Regions from separate parts of the Homo sapiens genome. Here region 1 is linked to region 2. The links are chromatin contacts, found by Hi-C or POLR2A ChIA-PET in ENCODE. All regions are on one chromosome and are shown on one strand. Each heading gives the region's core, a stretch centred on a gene start or an enhancer-like site at or near the end of the contact. The rest is flanking DNA. Distances are from core to core; before and after follow the strand shown. Region 1 overlaps GALNT18 (polypeptide N-acetylgalactosaminyltransferase 18). Region 2 holds the start of EIF4G2 (eukaryotic translation initiation factor 4 gamma 2).

The links. Hi-C counts contacts between places; a loop is a spot of excess contacts on that map. ChIA-PET counts read pairs that join two places held with the same protein, here RNA polymerase II (POLR2A). Pooled maps may share reads with other maps.
Region 1: a map with no recorded cell type shows a loop between it and region 2 (5-fold over the local background). The contact joins the enhancer-like site here to the promoter of EIF4G2 in region 2. A Hi-C loop is called at or near these places in 1 of 37 single-sample maps with no recorded cell type and 2 of 50 pooled maps. POLR2A ChIA-PET finds 5 or more read pairs at or near these places in 1 of 52 experiments (activated CD4-positive, alpha-beta T cell).

Annotation. Positions count from the first base shown.
Region 1 is chr11:11,449,596-11,455,188 of GRCh38, forward strand. All of the region lies in intron 1 of GALNT18 (polypeptide N-acetylgalactosaminyltransferase 18), which reads right to left. Among named protein-coding and RNA genes, the nearest start is that of CSNK2A3, 99 kb to the left of the region's middle. Within about 2 kb of position 1,641, at least 2 of the 41 ENCODE cell types and tissues checked have a DNase peak (open chromatin) inside an H3K27ac peak, as active enhancers do.
Region 2 is chr11:10,807,083-10,812,853 of GRCh38, forward strand. EIF4G2 (eukaryotic translation initiation factor 4 gamma 2) reads right to left here and starts at 1,844. Exons shown (of 22, transcript NM_001418.4): 1 at 1,623-1,844; 2 at 173-299. The coding sequence starts at 213. It overlaps LOC101928053 (a long non-coding RNA gene), which reads left to right and starts at 2,215. Exons shown (of 3, transcript NR_120540.1): 1 at 2,215-2,284; 2 at 2,775-2,839. RefSeq lists enhancers at 617-696, 1,427-1,686, 2,197-2,246, 2,322-2,928 and a silencer at 1,967-2,016.

The DNA of each region.
Region 1 (5,593 bases), core at 391-2,890, 640 kb after region 2:
TTGTGGACTTGGTGGAGGCAGCTCAAGGCCAGCACATGGTTTCCCAGGAACTTCCCAGAAAAATGGAGGGGAATCACTAACTGTGAGAGCAGAGGCTTTGAAGTCACACAGTCGTGGATTCCAGTCAGTGCTCCACCACGTCCTGGCTACATGACCATAGCACAGTCAACCTCCCAAGGCCAAAATTCCCCAACCTAGAATGCAGAGATAATAATACCCAACCAGCCTCCAGAGATTGTGAGGATTCCATTAAATAAAGTGTATAAAGCATTTAGATCAGTTTATGTCTCAGAACAAGTGCACAGCCAATGGCAATTAGGGTTATTATAGCAAGGGAAGGTTATTGAAATCTCTCTTTGATGGGGGCTAAAAGATAGATCTTGCCAGGACATGGGCTGATAGTCCAGGACTTTGGAATTACTTCCCTGGGACAGGCCATCAGGTGAATCATTTGAGGTCAGAAATCAGAGAAATTGGACAGAACTGGCAAGCCCACTGGACAGGGTCGTCTATGCTCACAAATTCATGAGGGAAGTAAGAGATGGAGCCAGGAGCCTGGAATGAGACAGTGATCAGAAAAAACAGAAGCAGGTCAGGGACAGGAGAGGCAGGCTTGGGACACCTGCCCACATCCCCTTGTTGGCCTGTATGGAGTCAATGGGTGTATGACACACCTAGGTACAGGCTGGAGATGAGTAAGGAGCTAGGGTTCTGAAGTCTTCAAGGCTGGAGTGCTGGGGCTATGGACTGCCACCTCCTCATGCGATGCTCTCCTAAAAGCCCATCTGAGAGAGAGGAGACTGCCTGGGAACAAAAGAGGGAGGCTTCCAAAACATAGGCTCCCCCTACCATGGAAGGGGTGCTCCAGTGGCAGGAAGCCTCCATCACCAGAAGCAGGCAGAGGCTATCAAGAGTAGAAGGGGACTTAGCAAGCTCACGATCCTGAAAGCAGAGATGCCAGAGACCTCAGTGTGAGAGATGCAAAAAGATCTGTCAACAAACTCCCAGGTGCCGAACTCACTGGGTGCACATGCATTAAGGTACCTCTCCGGGCCACGTCCTCCAAATGGGACACCCCTGTAACTCTTGGGATAACCATCAGAGCTAACACTTGATGAGTGCTCACTCCTACCACGAGCCAGGCTCTGTCCTAAGCATTTTCTCTTATCAACTCATCTCACCCTATAAGGTAGGAATTGTTGTCATCTTCATTTTATATATAAAGAAAGTGAGGCATAGAGAGAATAAAAAACTTGTCCAGGTTCACACAGAAGAAAGTGCAGTAGCTGGATTTCAGTCCTGGGAAGGCTCTCCCCAGGCAGTGGTCCTCCCACTATGCTATACAGCCTCTATAAGGCAATGAGCTGCTAAAGTACGTGAAGTACAAAGACAAACATGGCATACCATCTCGGTGACTGATTTTCCTTAAAGACATAAAAGCAAAGTCGGAAAATTTAAACAGATTAGGATATACTGAAGAATAAAATGCAAACTATGCAAACTCTTCTAAGACACAGCATTGTCAGGATTGCAGTGGCTTGCCCAAATCTCCATCTCAGAACTTGCTCATTCTTCTCCCCTACTAGGCATGCTTGAAGGGTAGCACAAGCATGCATGATCTTGAAGGTCCTTGTTATCTCTAAAAAGATGTATGACTCATTCGTTTGGAATGGGGGGTAGTAAAAATCTAAATCAGTGAACCAACTGAATCATATAATATTTAAAAGAAATGTAGTTTTATTGCTCTCGAATACCTAAGTGGATATTACTAAGTAAAATGAGATCAGTTAATGGAAAATTATGATCCAAAATTAGGCCTGCATTGCATAATAATATATTATAAACATATTAAAGTCCTGGTGACACCACATGGTCCTACCTTTTCACTCAGTATGGGCACGAAGGATGACAAACTCAAAGCCAGTGAGTCCTGAAAGATGAGGTGGAGGGCCTACAGCAGGAAAGGTGTAATATTTGTTGAATTTCTGCCAAGAGTCAAGCACTGCGATAGGTCATTTCCTTATCGAATGTTGCCTCTCTTCCTCCTCACTGGTGCAACTCCACAGAGCAGGACCACATCTGACTTGACCCCTGCTGGACTGCCAGCTCCTAGCACAGTAACTGCTTCTTACAAGGGACTCAATCGATCATTTCAAAATACATCAGTTAATAAGTAACCCATAGTGGTTAGACAAGATGAAACCAAAAGTGAAAAGGTTAAATGTCTAATCCAAGGCCACCCAGTGTGTCAGTGACATCGAATAAAGGCCTGGCTCCTCCAAACTCCACATTCTTTTCTCTACACCAGGGGTGGCAAACCATGGTCCAAGGGCCACTACTTGTCTTTGTAAATAAAGTTTTATTAGAACACAGTCACATCCACTTGTTAACATATTCTCTTTGGAGCTGAAGAGCAGAGTTGAGTATGTATGACAGAGATGATATGACCCGAGAATCTGAAAACACTATCTGATTCTTTAAAAACAAAAAAAAGTGTGCCACCCCCAACATTTTCCCGAGCCCTGTCTGCCCTGTACCTTAGAGTTGACTCTCCTGAGGTAAGGAGGCCTTGCCTCTCTGAACTCTATTTAATTTTCTTTACTTCCAAAGAATTGGTTAAGAACACTGGCTGTGGAGTCAGAATCCTAGGGTTTATCCTCCAGCTCTACCATTTGCCAGTTTGGTCCACCTCACCCTGAGCCTCAGTTTCCTCTTCTGGAAAATGGGGTTGATAACAATAGTGCCTTCTTCATAGAACATGTGTGAGGATAAATGAGATGGTCAGGTAAGGAGCTTGGCACGGTGCCTGGCACATAGTAAGCTCTCCATAAACACTGCTGAAGCCCGCACAAAGCCCACAGCCCTATCGGGCCGCCGGAGTTGGGACAGGAAGGTGACCTTGCCAAGGTCCCCAGCTCTAGAAGATGCTGACGCCTTCCAGCCCCACATGAAGGCTTTCCATGTCCATAGACAAGTGGTCTATGCTTAACCAGACCTGGACTCCACTCCCGTCTCCAGTGAGAAAGCAGGCCTACATGGTCATCCAGCAAAGGGGACCACCTTTGACATAAGGGGGACAGGCAAAGAGGCCTCAGAGAAGTGTCTGGGCTGGGTCTTCTACAGGGGTCCTGGGGTGTTTGGCATATCTGGTGATACCCAGACCCTCTGATGTCTGGCATCTAGGGATGAGGCACCTTCCAGGATTGGACTCTGGCTGAAGCCCCTGCAGGCATTCAGACCTACCTGGGCATGTCTGACCAACTGATGAGGTGACTTAAGAGAAGCACATCTCCAGGGGCTGAGGACTCCCCAGGAGGGCCCATTCGAGGCAGAGATTGAGCAGGGCACAATGAACTCTGTGAGCTGCAAAGCCAGAGAGTGTGAAGGGGAGTATTTGGAGGATTCTGAGCACAACACAGAGGCTGTTACTCGCCCCCTGCCCTCACCCAGCCCTGAGTGCTTGTCTGGGTCCCAGGGAGAAATAGGATGAAAGGGAAAGTGAAGGGGCTGCTTCACCAGACAGCCATGCTTGGGGACCAAGCGGTGCTTGAGTCAGGGAAGGTGGAAGGAAAGGGATGATGTGATTAGGGCAGGTTGGGGAGCCCCAAGTACGGCCTGAGGAGACCCCTGGGCCAGGGGAAACATTACCATGCCACGTCCTTCTCTGATCAGAACCCTCCAAGGGCCTTCCGCCACCTTCTTGTTAAACACCTGCAAGGCCCAGCACTCACCTCCCATCTCTGCCCCTGGTTTTCTCCTCTCCAGCCACACCGGCCACTCATCAGACTCACCAGGCACATCTCACCTGAGTGCCTCAGCTCCAGCATTTCCCTGCACATCCTCCTGGTCAGTTCCCTCACTTCTATGTCTTTACTCAAAAGTCACTTTCTCAGCAAACCCTATCCTAAACATCCAGCCCTCTCCCCAGTTTTTACATATATAGTCTCTGATATGGTTTGGCTACGTCCCCACCCAAATCTCATGTTGAATTGTAGCTCCTATAATTCCCATGTGTTGTGGGAGGGACCCGGTGGAGGTAACTGAATCATGGGGGCAAGTCTTTCCCATGCTGTTCTCACGATAGTGAATAACCCTCAAGAGATCTGACGGTTTTATAAAGGGGAGCTTCCCTGCACACGCTCTCTTCCCTGCCACCACGTAAGGTGTGCTTTTGCTCCTCTTTCACCTTCCACCATGATTGTGAGGCCTCCCAGTCATGTGGAACTGTGAGTCCATTAAGCCTTCTTTTCTTTATAAATTACCCAGTCTCACTTACGTCTTTCTTAGCAGCATGAGAACAGACTAATATAGTCTCCATTCATTTTGCTTGTTGTTTGTTTCCCTGACTGGAACGTGGCTCTGTGAGGTCAGGCATTTGCTTTGTTCTCTGTTGAGTCCCTCAGACTCAGAACAGCATCTGGCGCCTAGTAGGTGCTTAACCAATACCAGTAAAATGAACGAATAGGGCATTAGCAGTGGGTCGTCGTGAGGTCAGAAAACTCCCTGCCTACTAGAGATTCCCCAAATCTTTCAGAGGGAGTAGAAAGGGGGCTGCAGTCCTGTGCCAGCAGGTAGGAGCACAAAGCCAGTGAAGGCATGGCCGGGGCAAATTCCAGCTGTGTGCAGTTAATTCCTCCCCAGTTCACTTAAGCAAATGATTGTGCACAGTTACGCAGACTGGCACGGCATGTTTAAGAGCTTCTCAGGTAGTTCCACAAAATACGGTCAGTGGTAAGCAATCTCCACTGCTCTCCCAGGACTCCTCTGTAAATCTCTTATACCAGAGAATTACCAGGCTTCTCTCCCAAGTATCCAGAATAGGACTGTGCATGGAGTAATTACCCCCAAAATATAGGGAGAAGGAAGATAAGGAGGGAGGCAGGGAGAGAAGGAGGCTGTGTCTTCTTCTTGCCTCTCTCTCTCTCTCTCTTTCAAATCTCACCAAGTAAGGCTCAGAATCAAAAAGATTCCACTGAAGGGTCCAAACATCCCTCTTCCCAGAAACCCAGGCACAAAGGGCAATGAGGTGGGAAGACCCAGAGACTCTAGAAAACTGGCCTAAGATGCCCTCAGGAAGTGTCCAGCTCAAACCACAGAACCACAGAGAGCCAGAGAGTCAGGCCAGGAGTGCTCTTCCTTCCTTGAAACCCAGCCTGCGGTGTCCTCAAAGCTCTGGCAGACACGTTGATACCCATCTTCCCTCCTGAGTCTCCTCAGTCTCCAAGGTGCTCATTACAGAAATCCTCACCATCAAGCCCTGAGGGGAGGATTCCCTCCAGAGGACACTAATCACTCCACCCTTGAAGAGAAAGGTACAGTTGATGGGTCTGTGCAAAGCATGACATTTCTGACATTAACAGGCAAACAGGCTGACTCCTTCCTCATTGTTGACATTGAAATTCTCCCTGAGGGAACCAGCAAGCAGTCATTCCTGCCCATCCCCAGGGTGCGGGGAGCTGCAGCTTGGCCAGCCCTATTCAGAGATGCTCCCTGATAGCTGTGCTTCCTTTGTTTGCTGGGCCTTGGAGCTCACTGTCAGCTTTGCCCACAAAGGGTGTTAATCCCTTTTATCATCTAAGCAACAAATATTTCA
Region 2 (5,771 bases), core at 594-3,093:
ATAATTGATTTTATTTATTCTTCAGATGGCAGTTCTTAGAAGGCTGTCAATGAAAACTTAAGAACTTTTCAAATGAAAATTGCAGCCCATTAAGTCGGACTTATTTGCTGTGTTAACTACTTTTTGAGACTGGCCTTTTCAAAAGGATTCCCCAAAATAAATCTACAAGTACCTGAAACGAGAAGCACCCCCTTCTGCAATCGCACTCTCCACTTTGGCGGCTTGACAACGAAGAATCTTCAAAAGAATAATATTAATAGATGGGGTGGGGAGGGGAGGGGACAGGAGAAATGAAATACCTGGAACGAGAAAGAGCACCAAAATTAGACACTGCTAACATACAGATCTATAAGCCTTCATTCAATTACAACGTATTTCAGATCCTGGCACTGTCACTGCATTGCAGATCTGTAAGACTAACCTAAAATGTACTCAAAACACTGACAATTACATTTTGTTTAGCCACCTGGAAATTCCCCGGTGTTCAAGGATGCAAAGAGACTTCGTAGAACACAAGAGCATTTTAAACGGCTCAGAACGAATCTTTTGAAAAAGCCACATTCTACTATCTTTAAAACTGAGCACTGAGATCAATAGAAAAGTCTAACTACAGACACGAGCAACATCACGTGGAAAATGTCTGCCCTAGGAATTTTTACTGCCTTGACGAGGCCAGCGACTAGATGAGGTCTCTCCGAAAGCTCTTCAGCAGTTTTCCCCTGTCCACCCTTTCGCCTCCTCCCCGTGGAGAGCTCGTGGAAAGACGCGCGAGAGGGGGCCGGGTGTACAGGACTAGCACTTGCAGGCGGAAGACCAGGGCCACAACATGGCAGCAGGAACCTCCGCCCCGTTTTTCCCTTCCTGGGAACAAAAGAGCGGAGCATTCCTCCCACCCAGGCGCAAGTTAGGGAAGTGCTTCCGACAACCTCCCCGCGAGGCCCGGGTCGCTCGACGGGGAGGAGCAGCTGAGGCCACCCCCGCCAGCCCGGCGCCCAGCTCTTTGTTCTCCAAGCAGGAAGGCGGCCTCCTGCCCACCCGCCGCCTCCAAGCGGGCCCCCTCCTGCACCATAAATCCCCCCGGGACTGACAACCGCCTCGCCACGGCCTCCTCTGCTGACAAAAGGGGCAGAAATCATCACTCTCTCTTTCCTCCCCGACGAAGGGCAGCCCCTGCCGACTCCAGGTCCTACACACCTCCCCGCCGGGAGGCCAGGCTCCGGGACGCCTGCGGTTCCCTGGTCCCGCGCCAACGGCCTGGCCTTCCCTGCCGGCCCGCGTGCCTCCCGCCACGGCGCTAGCGGTCCGAGCCACGCTCCCTCGCCGTCCGAGCACAGCCGTGCCTCGGTCCGCCACGGCCTCGTCCCTGCAGGCGTCGGCCATCCGGCCATGACCGCACGGCGGCCTGGCCAACACTGACGTTTTCCTTCTACTCCGTCAGCAACAGGAAGAGAGAACAAAAGCCAAGACTTTCCAGGTATCTGAAGCGCAGAGGAAATGCTAAAAAAGGGTCGCCCCACCCGGCTCCGCCTGCGGCCGCCATTTTGTACCACTCGAGAAGAAGCGACCAGGGACGGCGGCCATTTTAGAGCGCTCCACTCGGCGGCGGCAGCGGCTCAACTCACCTTCACCGAGAACTCAGCAGCTGCCACCGCAGCTGCCTCCTCAGGATCCGGTCGTCGGGGATAGGGAAGGGAGGGGAAAGGGGAACGGAAAACAAAAAAAAGGGGGAGGGAAGGGGGAGGAAGGAGTCGGGGACGGCCTCAAACTCAGCTCAGAGGAGTCGCTGCTGCAGCCGCCACTCGGTACCCGCTGCCACCTCCATAGAGCTCCGACTCACTGCTGGCGCTAAGGCGTGTCTGAAGCCGAACTTATCACTCTTGGGGCAGCCGAACCCACCAGAGTCTCCCCGAATGGCTCCTTCGCCGCCCAATCAGCGGCCCGGTTGCCGTCTGCCACCAATCCGCGCAGGGCAGCGAGGAGGAGCCACAGGGCTGAGCTCGGTTGCGGCGCAGCCCCGCCGCAGTGCGCAAAGCCATATTCGCGAAGTCTCTGAGGCTGAGCCAGTGGCGTAAGGGGCGCCGAGCGCTGTCGAGATGAGGGTTGCGTGCGTAAAGCCGGAGAGCCCTTTTGAGTCTGCGTTGGCGTGGCTGCTGCTTCTTGCTCCAGTCCCTTTGTTCACTGAGTCCATATGCCATGCTCCAGTTGTATCATCCCCTTTTCCCTCGACCTCGTTTTCTCACCGGGAATATGGGAAGAAAACGCACCCTTACCTCCCCCGAACCCTGTGCGTGGCGAGTGAGCATTGCTTTTCTTGGCGCCCCTTGGAGCTGTGGCTGCCCTCGCGTGCCTGGCCTCTCCCGGGGCTGAGCCCTTCGGGTTGAGGCCTGGAGCCCCCGGGCGCAGCGCCGGGACACTACCCGGCTCCAGGTCCTCGGCTTCGGCAGCCTTAGGGAACCCAGAAAGTAGTGGGGAGGAGGCGAGACGTGCGCCCGGATGCCAAAGGGGAGCTTCATTCAGCTCCTTATTGGCCCACCCCCTGCAGAGTGAATGAGAAAGTGATGAAAGGAAGGGGTTGATTTTCTTCGAACCGCACAGAAGAAGCTGCTTTTCCCATAGGAATGTCCGGCTGGCGGTCACCGAGGAAAACACCCTGTGTGTCAGACTTCCGCGGGTGTTTGGAGGATTTCGAATTGCTAGCTCCTGTTTTTTTTTGTTTTTTGTTTGTTTAAGTGCACGTTAAACATTGTCAGTTGTGTATTTTCATTTTATTTAAGGTTCACCATAAGAAATAGGATTAAGCTTTTCAAAGCCGGCAAGTTGAACTATTTATACTTACCAGGTAATGTATTGATGAGTACCTTATTCCATCGTTTGCGACATTGTAGCTATACTAAAATGGAGTCATACTTCCATAAACTTAAACAACAAAAATGTCCCCATCTCCATTTTAACATGTAGTACTTTTACAGTGTATAGTCAAAGGCAAGAATGTGTGTGTTTTAACATGAATGACTTTTAAAGTGTTCAGTAAGAGGCAGGATTTTCAAAGACCCAAACTTAACCTTTGATGTGTCAAAACAGCTCTTGGTATTAGAGCACCTGGTCCTTAATACAATTTTCCGGAAAATTGCAGTTTTTCCTACGACATTTAAATGTAATAGAAGGCTGTGGTGTGGCTCTGAAGGTTTTTAACACAATTCCAACATCTGTAGATCTTTGCTATAGAATAGTCACCATTCCCTACTTTACTGTTACTACACTTATTGCTATTACATCAATTTTACTTGAACTTTAAAACTTGGAAGAGATATTCTAAAAAAAAAAAAAAACTATTTTGGGGTGGTGGTGGTGGTGCAAGTTTTGTTTTAAATACAAGAGGTTTCACTTTGTATTTCTTTGGACCCTTCTAGCTTCATGATAACACGAGAATAATGTTTCTTTATAATTTCTGTAGGGCTTTAAGGTTTGGAAAAATGCATTAGTATATGTGATATTTTTACATAACTGGTTTACATTCCATTTATCTGATAATGAACGAATACATTAGTTTACTAAGAAGAGTAGTATTCAAAAACTATTGTCTAGACTTCAAAGAGAATATTCACCTAGCCGTAAAAGTCGGATGTTCTTATAATTAAGACACTTAAAATTCAGTAATTAAAAATTTAAAAAAGGTTTTACTTAATATTTTATTTAATCTTTGCTAATTGGGAACCCTTTTGGTATGGGCTTTGCAGATATGAGTTTATGTGAGAAATTGACCTGGAAGGGAATAACCTAAGGTAGAAAAAGTAAAAATATTGATAAAACAATCTTTCAATTACCTTTCTCTCACTTAAATAGAAAGATTTGAAGTTGAAATCGTACCTGCAAAGCCCATTGCAGAAGGGTTCACAATTAGCAAAGATTAAATAAAAACATTAAGTAAAACCTTTAGAAAAAAAAATTTTTTTTTGAGACAGAGTCTCACTTTGTCACTCAGGCTGGAGTGTAGTGGTGTGATCTCTGCACACTGCAGCCTCCACCTCCTGGGTTCAAGCAGTTCTCGTGCCTCAGCCTCCTGAGTAGCTGGGATTACAAGCATGTGCCACCACGCCCAGCTAATTTTTGTATTTCTACTTGAGATGGGGTTTCACCATGTTGCCCAGACTGGTCTCAAACTCCTGACCTCAAGTGATCCACCCGTCTGGGCCTCCCAAAATACTGGGATTACAGGTGTGAGCCACTGTGCCCAGTGTAAAAAATTTTTAATTATTGAATTTTAAGTGTCTTAATTATAAGAACATCTAGCTTTTAGGGCTAGATGAATATACTCTTTGAAGTCTAGACAATAGTTTTTTTTCAAATCGAAATATATTTAAGTGAGGGAAATAAACATTGAAACTTTCTAAATGTTTCCATCACGTCATGGATATATGAAAATTCAGCAGCACTTTTGGAGGCCAAGCTGGGAGGATTCTTTGAGCCCAGGAGTTGGAGACCAATCTGGGCAACATAGGGAGACCCCCCCATCTCTAAAATTAAAAATTAATCCAGATGTGGTGACATGCATCTGTAGTCCCAGCTACTTGGGAGGCTGACATGGGCGAATCCCTTAAGCCCAGGACTTTGAGGCTGCACTAAGCCATGGTCACGCCACTGCACTCCAGCCAGGGCAGTAGAGTGAGATCCTGTCTCAAAAAAAATAAAATGCTAGGCATGGTGGCTGATGCCTGCAATCCCAGCTCTTTTGGAGACTGAAGCAGGTGGGTAGCTTGAGCTCAGGAGTTTGAGACTAGCCTGGGCAACGTGGTGAAAACCTGTCTCTACAAAAAATACAAAAATTAGCCTGTGTCCCACATGCCTGTAGTACCAGCTACTTGGGAGGCTGAGGCAGTAGGATGGCTTGAGCCCTGGAGGTCGAGGCTGAAGTGAGCCATGATCATGTCACTGCACTCCAGCCTGGGTAACAGAGCGAAATCCTATCTTAAACACACACACACACACAGAGTCATTGTCTGGAATTTAGCTTTTAGTTCATTGAAAATTGAATTTTAAATATACCCACTTAAGTCTGCTAGTTTTCCACTGCTAGTTTTATCAGTTTTCTCTAAGTCCTGACTAACTTGTTAACTCATATATTTTTGCCTTATTTTAACTAATCATGTCAAGTGCTGGTTACTATTCTAACACATACTGTTTTGGAAGCATCTACCATCCTCTCTGTGCTTATGAATTCCCTAATCATTTACCTTCAGCCCAGATCTCTCACTTTACATCCAGTTCTGAATTTCCAACAGCCTTTTGCTCAGAGATGCAAACTTGAAGCCATAGTTTGAGCCACAGTAGTTTTAAACACTTGAATTTGATATTCACACAAATTTTTGCATACAAATCCAGATTTCCATCTTTTCATGAAAAATCTTAAAATATGGCAATACTGGGCCTGAAATTCTCATAGGGCAACATTCAAGCATAACTAAGTAGAACTACCTTCTCTCGATGTTTTGATTTCTCCACAGTTGCATCTGACTTGATTCACTCATTTATGTTCCCATCTGGCCTCTATAGCCATTTTGCTTTTTTGAGTTGTTTGCTCAAATTCAACAGATTCCATATGTAAACTGGTCATCTTCCTATGAGGAAAAGTAGTTAGACCAGTTGAGGTCAAATGTCTTCTCTACCATTTACTGTGTAACTTTGGGCAAATAATTTAATTACTCTTACTCAGTTTCTAAAACTGTAAAATCGGAATGATAGTAGTATTTATATGGTGGTTGTAAAGATTAAAT